Regions from separate parts of the Mus musculus genome. Here region 1 is linked to region 2. A link is a loop called in an ENCODE intact Hi-C map of the cell type or tissue named here. Cell type or tissue: heart. All regions are shown on one strand.

Region 1 (8,000 bases), 300 kb after region 2:
TACCACCTATGTCAATTTCTACACTGTACATGAGTCCTGATCTATATAATTTTTCTTTTCCACATTGATTAGATATTGTCATATTCGAAATTTATCCTTTTTAATTGTAGTCTGTGCAGCGTATTGCAATGTCTGAAAGGGCTTAGGCCTGCCTCATTGCGGCTTGCTTTTACATTATTTTTTCCCATATAAACAATAGAATATAGCTTCATTAAAATACTTTTGGAGAAACGGAGAATAATTTGATGTGCTTTCCCATTGGAGAACGGAATTTATCTTTCCTTTTATTGAAAATCCAGTTCTGTGACATTCAACAAGACTTTCTAGTGTTTTCCATATAGGATGCTTACATGTCTTGCTTATAGCGTAGTCCCTTTTGCATCTGCACTGTAAAAGAGCCTCATCCTATCTCTTCTTCCTCATGAGTGCTTGTTGCCCCAAACGACGACCATAATTTCTGTATGTAATTTTATATCTTGCTGTTAGGTTTAATTTGTTGCTGATTCAGGAGCTTGTCATCGGAGAACATCTTGCTTTTATGTCATTGTAGCCGTTATCCACTAAAGCTCAGACTGCCCTTGCTTGGCTCTTCTTACCTGACAGAGCTCCAAGGGTCTCCATGCGAGCGTCCTTCCTTCCTGAGGTGATATCAGCTCCCGTGTCAGCTCCCAGGCTTATTCCGGGGTGGTTCCCACTGTGTTGTTCCAGACTGAAAACCAACCGTTGCCCAGGGAGCCCTTACAGCTTCTGAGGCAGCCAGCTGACTGCAGCCTGTGAGCTTCAGGATGCTCATTGGCTTGGCATGGCTTCTGACTCTTCCACAAAATATTTAGAAAATATGTAATTTTTTTAAAGAGAGAAAAATAAAAGCCAATTTGTGGTAACAGTAATCTTCTACGTGAAAGATGATAGTATATTTGCTTACCCAATATTTTATCTCACCTCCTCTCTTTCAGGCTGAAAAGGATGAATCCTGCATTGTATGATGGTTTGCCTTTCCCTAGTAAAATGCCAAATGTGGTTAATCTATTAGGATTTGTTTCATGTTGCTTAGTCAAAAATAAAATTAAATAAATCTGCGGGAAAAAAACTATTGTTTTTAAATATATTTTTGAGTGGGATAATTAACTTATTTATTTATTGTTTTTTTTGTTTGTTTGTTTGCTTTTTGTTTTTTGAGACAGGGTTTCTCTGTATAGTCCTGGATGTCTGGAACTCACTTTGTAGACCAGGCTGGCTTTGAACTCAGAAATATGCCTGCCTCTGCCTCCCAAGTGCTGGGATTAAAGGTGTGCGCCACTATGCCTGGCTATTTATTTCTTTTACCATTTATTTATTCACTTTGCATCTGATTGCAATCACCCCTCTTCCCAGTCCCCTCTCTTATGACCCCTCCCCTCCCCATTCACCTTTCCCTCTGAGCGGGGGTGGGGTGGGGCGGGGGAGTCTCCCTTTCTTATCAATGTACCCTGGCACCTCAGGTCACTGCAGGTATATCCTCTCCCACTGAAACGCATTTATTTCAGTTCCTAGTTTGTATTGATGATCTCTCATTTTTATTCTGAACATTCTTCAGCTGATCTTAAAGATTATTGTTGTGGGGTTTTTTTTCTAGAAATTCTCAGAATCAACTGAGATTGATATTGAGATTTAATAGATAAAATTTTCAAGGTCAGAGGATTTTTTAAGTTACGTTTTGATGGCTGTGGTTTCTGGTTTTATAATATAATTAATTAAAAAATATTGTTCATGTTATGTTTCTTCATGTACTTTATCAAGGTATGCCTATTTTTGCCTCTGAATGTAAATTCTAGGCAATTTTAATAAATAATTTTGTTAAATTGCAGCTGGTTTAAGAGATTGTGTTATACACTATTATTATTTATGTATTTCAATTTTTCTCTAAATTAATTGTAATTCTTTCTTTATGATTATGGGCTATATACTTTTTCATAACTTTCTTTTAACCACAAAACACAACATATGGAAAAATTCTTAAGATGTGCTTTATTTAGATGGTTTGGGGTCTAAGTTTCTCTTTTTTTATTTAAGAAAATTTCTGTTCTTTTTTATAAGCATTTTCTTGCTATTTTTTGTCTGTCATCCATCTTTTTTTTTTTTTTTTTTCCTGAAATTCTCATCATTCCTGACTTACTTTTACTTTTGTTGTTGTCTTTGGGTGTGGCAGGGTGGTGGTTTTATTTATGTGTGGCAGGGTGGTGGTTTTATTGGGATCAACCCTAGTTTTCCCCTTTTATAGAGAGTGAAGACATTAGTTGACTGATGGATTCTGTCCCAGTTGTCTAATTTATAATATTTAAATGTCTAATGTTAAATGTTTAATGTGACATTTAATAGCCATTATTGTTGAGAAAAGTGGACCAAGATTCATATAAGAAAGACTACGGAGAGAGTTGACCATCCCTTTACAGAAGTGGTTGGGAAAAGCCACCCAGAATGTGATTTTTGCACAAACACTTCAGATTGGTGAAGGAACGAGTGTTTTGGATAAATGAGGCAAGAATGTTCCTGGAACAGCGTGGGCTGAGGCCCGGCAGCAGCAGAATCCCCATGCTTGGATGCCTGATCACCTTTTACCCTTCCAAACCCCAATGATCCTTGACTATAATGATCTTCAGGTCTCTGATGTTTCAATGTGAACTTCGTATTCTACCTCCAGGTCCTCAGATAAAGATCTCAGCGATAGCTTTGGGCTGTTTATCCAAAGCTTTACGGCTACAGGGGACATTTTTGTTGTTGCAACATACACATTAATGACTAACGAGTATTCAAAAGGCACAAAAACATCCACTCTCTGTATTCAGAAATGATAGGATCTTTTGAAGCCATTTGGTTTAAACTAGCTTTATCTTTTAAAAGCACAAATCCTTAACAAACAAAACAGAAAACTGTATGGCAAAGAAAGTAGCAGGAAAAGAGAGAAAGCAAGGATGAGTTTAATTTGTAAACGGAAGGGCAGAATTAAGGATGGTAACAGCGAAGGGACAAACTTTGTATCTCTACGGGGGAATTACTTCTGCCTTCTCTACGTAGTTTATTTGAAACACTTGAACTTCCTCTTTCCCTTTTCCATTTTCCTCTTTACGTCTCATTTTCTTGAGCCCAGCTGTCACAGTGAAGTCTGCCTAAGTCACAATTCATATGGAAAACTGAACCGTGCATTGTAAAATAGGACACAAAACAAAAGACTTCATCGGAGCTGAGCTCATCGCTCTTACACAGACCAGCGCAAACCCTTCAACAGTGTTCCGCACAGCCTGGGACGGTTCCTGCATTCTTAGTGTGCTACTGCCCCCTGCTGGTCATGCGGCAGCATTGACTCCAGCCACGAAACCTTCTCCAGTAAGGAAACACTGCGTGTTTCCTGCTCGCTCTCAGAAAAGTTAATGAAGATTTGAACAGACCGGTTCAGAGACTCCGAATAAAAGAAACGATTAGAGTTTCTGTCTTGTTTGGGGGCGCTTTTCGTTTTGGGTTTTGTTTCGTTTTTCTTATGAGTTCAGTTCCCCTTTCAAGTTTGTGAGGGAAGCAAAACACAAGGTCAGTAAGGTAACGTAAAAACAACCAGGAGATTAAAAACTAAGGCGGAGGCAATAGAAGTACAAAAGGAGTAGGCGACGGCGATGTCCACGCAGCAAGGTCAAGGCAGTCAGTCCCATAAAACCCTGTCGCCTTCCCCTAGGTGCTCGAGCAGAAGCACACTTCATGGAGGAACCTGGGTGGGTCCTTTGTGAGGTTCGGTTTTGCTGCTGGATTTGGTTACAGATGTTTCTCAAAGCGATTAGGATTTGGATTGGGGCCTCTACGGCAGGTCCCCGGCACACAACCCATGGATCTCATTTCCTGAGTGGTTCTTAGACATCCAAACAGGTCAGGGTCTCTTTCTTGGATGTCAGCCAGGAGCAACTGCGAGGACCTGAGCGAGCTTAGGTGTTGGGTGTTATCAGTTCCAGGCTTCCACGCCCTGACTTGTGTGGGTTCCTGCAAACCAGCACCCAGTAGGCTGAAGCAGCAGGTACCAGGATCCGCCAAGTGGCCTGAGGCTCTGCGGATGCTAGAGCCTTACTCAGCATTTGAGCCAGCTCACTGTCTTTCTCTGTGAGTCACATGGTTAGAGCCAATTCTTCCGCCTTCTGCCTATTCACATCCTTATTACATCAGTGTAGGGTACCTGAGGAAGGCTCGGTGTGGGAAATTACAAGTTTGACTCCTTTCCACAGGCCTGATGACAGTGAAGCCCATGTTCAAAAGAGAGCTTACACTTAGGATTCTTGAATAAATACCAGTTTACCATTGTTTTACTGTGCTAAGTTCACAGTTTTCTGGCACTCTCTTCTGTCTTTGGGGGCTGTTTATAACCCAAGTTGTTACCAATTAACTGTCTTACTTAATTTGTAAATTGCATATGTAAATTGTATATCTTTTTTTAAAAAAAGGAAAAAGAAAAACTGTAAGCATTCAATGGTCCATAAATTTCTATAAGTTGGTGAGCCACAAATCTTCTCTCTAAGCACCCTACAGGATGTACTCCAGTTAAAGTTTTATATTTTTTTTTCCTTCTGAGGTTCAGGGACTCACATGCTGACGATGCTGGAACTCTGTCATTGAATAACATCCATGCATAGGTATGCATGCACAGTGCCCATACATGTCAAATATCATTTAATTATGTGCACATATGCTTCAATGTGTTTATGTGCACCATATACATACAGAAGCTCATGAAGAGCAGGGTCTGACTGGATAGTTGTGAATCTCTGTGTAGGTATTGCAAATTGAACCCGGGTCTCTGCAAGAGCAATAGGCAGTCTTAACCACTGAACCATGTCTCCTGCTCCAGAAAATATTTTCAAAATCATCTTTATGATGCTTACTTTTAAATAGCATCCCCTCTCAATTCAATTTGTTCCAGGGTTCTAGGTGTTTAAAAGTAATTTGTATCCGAGAGACTGATTTTTATAATTGATGCAGAGGTGTGCTTATCACCCAGAGCTCATTTGTAACTGGAAGGGTCATCTGTTAATCATGTCACGTCTATTTCATATTTACTGTGAGTCCTTATGACCACTGGATTAGGTTCAAAGCTAACTTTAAAGCTCACGCGTACGACTGTGAGTTGCATTTGCTCAAGTTCCAGGAAATCTCACTTGCAGAACAGATCAGGTCTCTGTGATTGGGCCTTTCGTACTTTGCCTGGGTTTCTATTGCTCAATTTTCTCTTGACATTAATGCTGCCGACTGGAATGAAGGTGAGTTACAGTCCGGGTTTGCTTGTCTGTGTCCTCAGCAGCCTGCTACAAGAGGTACAAGGGGCAGGAGTGGGTGAGCAGAGCCTCACACTCACAGGCTCTGCTCCTCCCAAGGACAGAAAGATGCTCTTTGCCTGTTAGGGACATATTGCACATTAGCCTGTCCCCTCTTGTGACAAAGCAACTCTTCTCCTAAAAGCAAGAAACAGCATGGGCTGGAGAGATGGCCCAGTGGTTAAGATCGCTGGCTGCTCTTCGAGAGGATCTGTGTTCAATTCCCAGTTCCCACTCGACAGCTCGAAACTGTAACTTATGTTCCAGTGGAATCTGACTCCCTCACACAGACATGCCTGCAGACCAGACACCAATGCACATAGACATAAAAAATAAAAAAAAATTACTTATGTAGTCTGTATAGTGATATGCATGGCAGCTGGGGCTACATGGAAGGCTCTCTCAAAACTAAAAACATTCTGATTTCTCCTCTGGCTGAGGGGCTATTGGCAGTTGATAGCAGCTTGGGGAAGGGAAGAGCCGCCTTCAGGGTGGGACTGTTCGTCAGTTCCCTATGTTTGAAGGTATGATTATCCCTTTTGACTCAATAGTTTATTAAAAAAAAAAAAACCAAACCAAGAAGACGTGAAGTGGGGAGGGTGTTTGGTGTGGAGGAGTCTAGGGGGAGCAGGGACTGAGTCATAAGATATGGATACGGTCAAGTCATGTTATATACATTTATGAAATTCTTGAACATATTTAAAAACTTCCATTGATCTGGGAGGTAGCTCAATGATTGACACTGTGCCCTATGTACACAAGGCCTTGGGTTTTATCCCCAGCACTGCAATAAAAACAAACAAATAAACAGAATGGAAAATAGAAATGTCCCCCTATTGTTTTGTAGGATGTTTCTTCCAAAATTTGACTGAATGCTGATCCAAGCAGCTTCATGCAAGAATGCGATGTGATTCCAGTTATTTCTTTGGTGATAGTTACATACCCAGACTCCAACGAGTGGTGGATAATTTTGAGAAAACATATTTTATACTAATCTTAAGGTTGTCTTTCAGGTCACCTGGTAAAAGAACGAAGCCACGGGCAGCTGAGGATGGGCCCTCTGTGAAGTTCTTCACAGCCTTGAAACACTCGTCAATCACTCTAACTTCACCAGGATTTTGTCCACATAACTGTACTTTATGCATGGTTTAAGGGTAAACCAGTGTTCACATCACACAGCACCTTTTGTAGTCAGAAGGTTCTCCAGTTCATGAGAATTCCTGACCATTCTCCTTTCAGCTAAAAGCAAATACAGATTGTATATATATCACACAGTAAGGTAGGTTGAGCATTGCAAAGAGAAGCACAAATAAAGTGTCTAAATATCTTAGGCATCATAAATTTATTTATTTACTCAGATAACTTCATGGATAGTGAATTTAATTTACTTGCTGTCTTAGTTAGGGTTTTACTACTGTGAACAGACACCATGACCAAGGCAACTCCTATAAAGACAACATCTAATTGGGGCTGGATGACAGGTTCAGAGATTCAGTTCAGTATCATCAAGGCAGGAGCATGGCAGCATCCAGGCATGCATGGTGGAGGAGGAACTGAGAGGTCTACATCTTCATCAGCAGGCCTTTAAGAGAAAACTAGCTTCCAGGCAGCTAGGAATAGGGTATTAAAGCCCACGCCCACAGTGACACACCCACTCCAACAAGGCCACACCTCCTAATAGTGTCACTCTCTAGGGCAAGCATATACAAACCATCACTTGCTTTGATAAAATGTGTTTGTGTATTTTTATGGCTGATGGAAGTGGAATGTCTTGAGGGAGATGTTCCTTGCTTTATGATCTGGACAAAGGGCCTGCGTGGCTAGCAGTGGCCCTGAATCTGGGTGAGTCTTTGCATCTCTACAGCAAATCCAACGTATCCCACTAAAAAACATTTATTAAACTCACAGTTGGAGAGGTTGAAAGTACAAGCTCAAGTGACTCCATTGTTTCGGCCTCTGTGAGCAACTACTGATGGCAGGAGCCCTCGCATCTTCAACTGGATGGAAGAAGAGAGATGGAGAGAAGGAGGGAAGATAGGAGAGAGAGAGAGAGAGAGAGAGAGAGAGAGAGAGAGAGAGAGAGAGAGAGAGAGAAAGAGAGAGAACCTAAGATCTTACAACATCCCACAAGCCCTTTCCAGAGCATGCCCAAGCATAACTTAAGGACATAAGTCCCACATCTTATATAGCCTTTATATAGCCTCTCCAAGTATCACACCATGAGAACCAAGCCTTTGCATAAGGGGCTTTGAGAGATGCTCAAACACCAAGAAGGCCACAGCAGGCTTCATTCATGTGGTGTTAGCACCCACCTTGTTAAATGGTTTAAGTGTCTGCTAGGCGTACCTGGTATAGTCAGCATCCGGTAAACACTTTTGCAAGGTTATAAGCACAACAACTCACTCTTGTCTTGAATAAGGATTACTAATGCATATGCAAATGGCTGCTTCATATTTTACACGTAACTGCGGCATATACAGCTGTGGTAGTTTGAATATGCTTGGCTCAGGGAGTGGCACTACTAGGAGATATGTTCTCGTTGGAATAGATGTGGCCTTGTTGGAGGAAGTGTGTCATTGTGGGCATGGGCCTTGAGACCCTTATCTTAGCTGCCTGGAAGCCAATCTTCTCACTTGCCCTAGGAAAAAAATGTAGAACTCTCAATTCCTCCAGTGC
Region 2 (8,000 bases):
GGAGTGTGCATACTTACCCTGGAAGGTAAATGGGAGGCACACAGGAAGGAAGATGAACTGCAGCAAAGCCTTTGTCAGACGATAGTGACCTATAGGTAGCAAATAAAAGCACATCATCAGAATGGGAAGGCTTTCCAAGAGTTCAATGAGGGAAGGGCACAGCTCCATACCAACCCCTTGCCTGTCTCCACCCTCCTCCACGAAAGAGCAGCAAGGGCAGTAAGGGAAAGCATCTTTGATTATTCAAAGGGGGTGGGGGCAGCCCAGCTGGCATTCCTGGGTCTGCCCAGAACCTTGCTTCCTACTCTGTCTGTACAAAGCAGAAAGTTGATCTGTTCTGAACAGCAAAGCCCACACCACGATCATTCATCAACTTGCACAAGTGATCACCACCCCCTGGGCAAATACACCGGTAACCAAATCGGTAAAGATCGATAGGCACTCCGTGCCTCCCTCTGCCCAAGAGCCAGGCAGCCTGGAGGAGCAACCGTAGCAGCGGGTCCAGGTATCGCAGCCCTCAGCGCTGCAGACCTGGGCGGCCACAGCCAGCTCCCAACAGCCTGGCTGGGTCACAATTCTGAGACGGAGATCGGAGTCGACCTGGGGAAACAAATTCTCCACAGCCCACGACAGCAAGCTCAGGCCACCAGGTCGGCGAGGTCGGGGTGGGGGAGGCTAGGAAACGCCGAGGGAGAAGGAGAGAGGGAGGGATCCCGGGAGCCCACCCAGGCTTTGTTGCTGGTCACCATCAACTTTGCATCTTAGTACAAAATGTCGATCTTTAAGGCTGACAAGACAGAGGCAGAGGTAGAGGGAGAAAGAGAAAGGCAATAGAGTCCATCTTGCTTTGGGGAAGAGGGGGAAGGAAAAAAATGAAGTGCAAACCCTACACTCCGGGCGTAAAAGTCTTCTAAACACCTTTCCAGAACGTAGGAGCAACGAGTGGGGTGTCCCTGTGCCCGTGCCCGCTCGAACTGGCGGCGGTCTGGGGGGAAAAAACGCCTCCTTCGCCTCCTCTTCCTCCTCCTTCCCCTCCTCCTTCTCCCGTTCCTCCTCCTCCCGTTCCTCCTCCTCCTCCTCCTCCCGCGGGCCCCGGCGAAGATCCCGCCGCCGCTGCCTCTGCCGCCCCCCAGGGAGGCACCGCCGCCGCCCGGCCCCGCGCTGCCATTCCAGCCTTGGACCGCGCGGCGTGGCGCGCGTGGGGCCGGGTGCCGGGTGGCCGCCCGGAGATGTCCGCTGCGGGGACCCCCGCGCCCCCTGGCCGTAGACTGGCTACAAAAGTCGCGCGAGCAGAGGTGGCGGCGGCGCGCAGGGGAGAGGACGCGCGTGGGGAACCCACGCCGCGAGTGGGCAGCCCCAAGGGATGGCCGAGAGCGCCCCTCCTCGTGCAGGGAAAGTACCCCAGTCCCCGCCAGCCAGCCCCAGGAACAGCAGCCCGGCGTCCACGGCCGGTAGACGAGAACTGGACGTGTCATTAGCAGGACAGGCAATGGTTTCAAAGCCCCAGGCCAATGACCATTAGCCGAGGCAGAGCTAGCTCGGTCCCCATCCCCCACCACCTCCACCCACCTCCCCCTCCAGCTACCTCCCCCCCCCACCTCCACCCCACCTCGAGAAACTTTTCAACAAGATCCACCTGGGCTAATTTGTCCTCAGACAGTTAAAATATTGACTAGACCCTACACACTGGGAAGGAAGGGGAATGCACGCTTTATTTTCCTTTCTGTAGAAAGGAAAGCAAAAAATAGCTTGTCTCTGTGTCTCTCCCTCTCCCCCCCCCCTCCTCTGTCGTACATGTTGTGTCTTAGCTTTTTGCATCGTTTCGTTTTACCTTCCTCATTTAGCAGAAATGATCGCGGGTATTTCACACATAAACGTGTTCCAGATTCCTGGATTCGGGGTCCTTGTAAATTACAAGAATCCGGTTCGGTCTCAGTTACGTTAAGTTTCATGCGATCTCCCCAAAATAAATTTTAAAATAATAATAATAATAATACATTTCTGAGGGTGAGCGAGCGATTCGAGGTGGAGGAGGGAAAGAAGCCTCCAGTCTGATTTCTGTAATTTACTAGCGACCCGGATCGCAGAAAATAACAGTGTAACACGAGCGTGGCTTCCGAGGGTTGGGGAGCTCTTTCTAGAGGCATCGACCCCATCCCCGGATAAAGGATCTGCAAGTTTTCTGTCATCGCGACCGTGCAATGCCATAACTTACCTTCAGAATGAGTCTTTAACCAGCCAAGGCCTTCCTCCTCCCCTCCACCGCCACCACCCCCAGCCTCGCTCTCTCCACCTTAAACTTATTGACACAACATAATCCCACATTCAAGCAAAATCCTGACACAGCCTCCCTCGTCCTCTCCCCCCTCCTCTCTTCCCTCCCGTTTCTCTCTCTCTCTCTCTCTCTCTCTCTCTCTCTCTCTCTCTCTCTCTCTCTCTCTCTCTCTCTCTCTTCCCCTCCCTCTCCCCTTTCCCTCCCCTCCCCTCCTCTCCCTCTCTCGCCTTCTTCGCCTTCTTCCCCTCTCCCCTGTTCTTCCTCCAGGCTACTCTGGCACTGGAACAGCACTTTCTCCACTCGCCGCGCATTTGGCTGGGGGTGGGGGGTGAGGGGGACACCGATCTCGGGGCCGGAACACCCAAATCCTAACTCTGCAGATGAACGAGCAACCGGGCTGCCGGTCCCGGTCACCGTCGCACACACACCAAATGTAGCCCCGACCCACCGAGGGCAGCCTTCCCGTACCTTCCACCCCTGCCCCGGGCTCCTCAGGCCCCACCTCCCCCGGCAGCCGAGCCCTGCCCGGGGCTCCTCCACGTACTTTCGCCTCCTTGAAGTTTGGGGCTCCCGGGGCGGCCACGAGCCGCCCGCCGGCGTGAGGGGACCGCTCCGTTGTTGTTTTCCTCGGGCGGCTCAACCCCGCGCCCCGGCTCCGTGCCCCCTCGGGCGGCGCTGCCCGGGCGCCGAGAGGTGCTGCCTGCAAACGCAGCCTGGCACCGGCTGGCCTACTCCTCCCCAGCCCGGCCCCCAGCTCGCGCTCGCCGGGCAGCGCCGCGCGCCCCCCGGCCCGGGCCCGCCGGCGCGGCCGCCGCGACCCTCGGCCCGACCTCTCGCCACCCAAAGTTTTGGCTGAGGGGAAAGTGGCCCGCGAGGCGCCGGCCGGTGGCGGCTCGGGCTCCGGACGCGCGGGTTCCCCTCGCCTTCCTCAAGTCCACCCTACCGGCTGCCGCCGCCGCTGCCGCCGCTCCTGCCGCGGAGTCCTCGGGCTGCAGCCCCGGCGGCTCGCAAGTGAGTAGGAAAACAGAAAGTGCGGGAGAGCGCCTGCGAAGGCTGCGGATGGCGGGCGCCTACCTCGCGGGCTCGCCGCGGCGCGAGGGCGTGTGTGTGGCTCGCCCTCAGCGGCCAGTCAGGGGCTCTCTATGGGAAAGTGGAGAGGAGCTTGCGGAGCCGCGCTGCCTCCGCTCCACTGTACACTGCTCCACATACAGTACATGCAACCCGGAGAGACTGAAAACACTCATTTTATATAAGGCAGCCTGCCATTGGCCCGCGCCGTGACGGACGGGCGGCGCAGCCAAACAGGAGGCGCGTTACACCCAAACACACGCACACATACACACATTTCACAGAGACACACAAAGATCATCACATTTTCTATTTTCTAATGTTCGGGACCTGTAGACAGTGGGCGAAGACAGGTAGTGAGGCCCAGCAGAGTAGGGGTCAGGAAGGAAGCCCTCTCTATACCAAGTTGCCAGGCTTGAAACTGGTGTCCTTTTGACTTGGGAGGGTTATGGTAATAAACTACAACTCCACTGGATATGGAAGTGAGGAGGGATGGGTTTGATCGCTGCCTTGTGGTGCCCCATGAAAGAGGCGAGCATTGTGTTATGATTTTACAGCCCGGCCTGCTAACAAGTGGCCGAGAAAGGCTTTTATCAGCTTAGATTTCTTTTGTCAATGGGTTAGCCATCACATAGGCCAAAATAGTGCGAGATAAGTTTATCAAGACTAGAATGCTTTGAGATTGTGACTGCCTCGTTAGCAAGCAAATTCAGAAAGTAAGAAAAAAAATCAATACAACAGGCAGAAACAAAGATAAACCTTATGCTAAAGTAGCCGAATGTGCACTTGAAAGTCAGAGGGCAATCACCTGTATGGGTACACAAGGTGTGCTGAAATTACACACCTTGTGGGAAAATGACAATCGACAGTCTGCCTTAGAAATAGACCTCTTGGTTCAATATAGCCAAGATTTATAATACACACACACACACACACACACGCGCGCGCGCGCGCGCGCACACGCACACGCACACACATCCTTTGTTTTATGTATTTCCCGCTGTATATGACTACTCTATGGTGGGTGATTTCTAGAGACAATGAAAGCGAGATCTAGTTTTAATGATATTTTTACTATGCTGTATCTTTGGCAGATCTTGTTAACAGTTTGATATAAACAAGTCAAAGGGATACTTAGAAAGAACCGAACCTAGGAATTAAAACAGAATAAAATGCACACACAAGTTTTTAACTAGTTGAGCAATCTTTTGAGCATATGAGTTCTTTTAGTCTCCTTCATTCTTAGAGTTGATTTTAGTTTTTATTTAAAGATTAAAATAAGCTTTCCCAAGATTGCCTTCATTAAATGGTTATTCAGCATCTACAACTCACTGGGACTATTCTAGGTCCCAGATGTTTTCCTGGAGTTCCTTCTGACCAGGATCCAAAATTTTCAAGAATCTTAAATACAAACAGTTTTGAAGATTAAATAGTATGATTTTTATAGTCTAACTGATAGCCTAAATTTTAAAAGTAAACCGAGTAAGAAAACCTTTCTGTTCTGGTTTTGGGTTTTGGACTTTTTGTTTGTGTGTTTGTTTGTTTGGGGGGGGGGGTGGTTTTGTTTTTGTTTTTTGAGGCAAGGTTTGACTGAGTGGCCTTGCCTAGCCTGGAAATCACTAGATATATCAGGCTGTCTTTAAACTCACAGAGACCCCACTGCCTCTATTTCCTGAGTGCTGGAATTAAAGGTGTGCACCACCACATCTGTCCCAGCTGTTTTATTTCCTTGATTCGTTCCTAAGATATTTTTTTCATAGTCATAAATAAATTAAGTGAACATGTGTGCTTGCATAAGAGTAGAAAAAGAAACCTAAAGAAAAAGAAGTTTATGAAGTTTAGAAAGTGAAGTACTGTTTAGAGGTGTGGTATTCTGTTTATTTTTAAAAGAAAATAAATTTTAAAGAAAAAAATCCTCTAAACCACGGGTATTCCAAGTGATAATACTGAAAGTCCTATCATATCCCTCTGCATGCAACTGACAGAAAGAAACAAGTATTCCTTATCCACAGTACACTGGTCTGAAGTCTGCGCTAACTCCTATCTCTGTCTTGCTATATGAGAAAGGAGGCAGGGACAAACCAGGTAGGCACAGATGTCAGTGGTGAGAAAATGAAGCCCCGGACATTTCCTAGGTTTTGAGCAGCTGGAAGGCCCTGTTTTTGAAATGACAACTTTCACAGACACAAGGCAGACAGAGGAAACATTTCTGGAGGGTTTTGAGGTGCTTCTTTTTGAAGAGTTAAAAATCAGCAAAAGTTGATATATTTAATTGCTGGGTGAAGCGTTACGACTTACTTTTAGCATACTATATAAAATAAAATTTAGGGAAGGCTAGCCCACTCCTCACTTTTACTTCCAACTTCCAACTTCCAGGAAGACATACTTTATTTTTATGATTACGTTTTTGTTGAATACATTTAACATAAATGAATCATATAAAGTTACAGTACCCAACACACATTACACAGCACTGTCAGTAAGAGCCTACGTGTAGACTACGTTAACATTTGTATATTTATCTGTACATTAAAATATACCAGTATAAATAAATTATTTATAATTTATAAAGCACATGGTCATAAAAAATGAAGTCATGCGCTGAATAAAAAGTAAAATTTGAATGTTAATTTATTCCATAGTCCACGTGGATATGGGCGTCTATTCGTACCCTCCAGGCTTTTGCGTTCTAATTTAGCGGTCTCTGACAGTGAGAGGAGCTGACTGGCCTGACTGGGACGTGAGAGCACAGGGAGCATGGAGCATGGACTGAAGTCTCTTACAAGTCATTTCTTAACGGAAAATCGTTGGGAACTCACAGCCTGTAGAACAGCAATAATTATACTTGCACGCCTTTACTCCCTGTACTTGGAAGGCAGAGGCAGGTGGATCTCTGTGAGTTCATGGCCAGCCTGGCCTATGAAGAGAAAGCCTGTCCTGAAAAATAAATAAATAAACAAACAAATAAATAAATTGTGCATTAATGTTTCATTTGTATGAGCATCATTTTGTTCTATAGGTCTATTCAATATTCTTCTTCGTGACATTTGTTGAATAGGTTCTCTGTGCCAGTCCCTCTAGAAAGTTCATTTTAAGTATGTGCAGATGTGAGTATATAGATGTGTGTCAGTTATCTAAATACATAAGTAATTTTTTCTATTTTGTTTCCTTTTACAATCCTAATTCAAATCCTGATGTTACCTCTCAGCAGCCTTAGAAAAAATACTTAATCACCCTAGAAATTACTTTCCTTGTCTATAAAATGGGAATAATAAGTGTAATTAAAATTTAAATGTGTCATATATGATATATATATAATTTTAATTGCTCTTATTATCCCCATTTTTTTAAACAAGGGGAAATATATATATATAATAATTAAACAGTCAATCAGTGTTATTTTTATTTATCTTTTTCACATACAAGTCAATGGCAGATGCGTGGCCCAGTTCTGTAAAGCTTAACTATCATACCAACGGAGTTTAGAGATCTTGTTGCAGCTTATGTACCCATTGTTTGTGATTGCCTTTTATACCATTCTCAAAGGATTCCAGCATCTCAAGACACAGCAGCGACTAGGCATGATAGTGTGTGTCTGTATCCTAGCAAAAGTGGAGAAGTTTAAGGGTAGCCTAATTTACATAGTGAGACCTGGTCCCAAAAATAATAATAATAAAAATAAATAAATAAAATGAAAAAAAGATATCAGCCTCAGCCCAGAATAAAGCAATCAGTTGGACATAATGGCGCCTAAAAAAGCAAGTTTATTGATCATGCTTTTTGATACAAACCAACTTGAGAAAGTTACAGCGCCTTAGACATCAATTTATGGCACGTACTTGACCTCTCTGAGATTCACGTCTGTTCTGTATAATACACCTACGTATGTAAGTGGAAGGTATGCGTAAGGGCATGGAGATCATACCACTTCCCTTCAAGCCAATGTAAAGGGACAAAGAATTAAAGATCTTATCCTGGGAGCCGTGCAGACATTCACAGCGCTAAAGAAAACCAGCAAAATACACGGTAAGAAGAAAAACTACACAGCCTGCTCTCTTAGGGCATCGCTCAGTCAAGCACTTGGGAATCCCTAATCTCCTGTGATCCTCTGTGGGGTTCTATCAGTATCCCTCTTAAAAGGCATCCAGATATTTCTCTTAGGATTGTATATTGATGTACTGAAGGGAGTGTTTAACCAGTGGCAGAGACCTTGAGCAAAATGATGGCCTTTCCCTTACATCTTGCTCTCCAGCAGTAGCTAGAATGGTAGCTAGCTCAGTGCCAGAAATGTAGGTGAAAGCAAATATCTAAAGTACAGGGAAACAAGACAAGAAAAAGAACTCAGAAAGGCCACCCGTGCTAGAAGATAAAATCAAATAAAAAATCAAAATGCTTAGTATCCAGAAAAAAAAAAAAAGGAGGTGACAAAGAAGATAGAGACACATATAAATCATAAGCAGAACTGACATTATAGTCACCAGAAGTTATATTTTCATATTGTTTACTTGTCTAAAGTATTTTCCATTTTAGATAACCTGGCATACTCACTAAAATTCATATAAGATATATAAGACAAATAGCAAGATAGTATGTTCCCACATCATTGTTTTATGTTATTATTTCTTTCTATTTAGTAGCCTACTTATATAATATAATT

The links. Peaks named below come from ENCODE experiments on the same cell type or tissue, not always from the same donor. Only the 100,000 strongest peaks of a DNase experiment are listed, where the experiment ranks them.
Region 1: a loop joins it to region 2, with 4 times the contacts of the local background. A loop is called at or near these places in 24 of 42 quality-filtered maps.

What each region holds. Positions count from the first base shown.
Region 1 is chr16:50,733,651-50,741,650 of GRCm38, forward strand. No RefSeq gene overlaps it. Among named protein-coding and RNA genes, the nearest start is that of Dubr, 4.9 kb to the left of the region's middle. In heart, no CTCF peak of the experiment used is centred here; DNase peaks (open chromatin) are centred at 3,281 and 4,021; H3K4me3 peaks cover 1,778 bases; H3K27ac peaks cover 1,708 bases.
Region 2 is chr16:50,428,893-50,436,892 of GRCm38, forward strand. Bbx (bobby sox HMG box containing) reads right to left here and starts at 3,497. Exons shown (of 17, transcript NM_027444.3): 1 at 3,350-3,497; 2 at 18-89. In heart, CTCF peaks have their summits at 1,260 and 3,253; DNase peaks (open chromatin) are centred at 1,029, 1,269, 2,749, 3,559 and 2 weaker places; H3K4me3 peaks cover 4,253 bases; H3K27ac peaks cover 3,780 bases.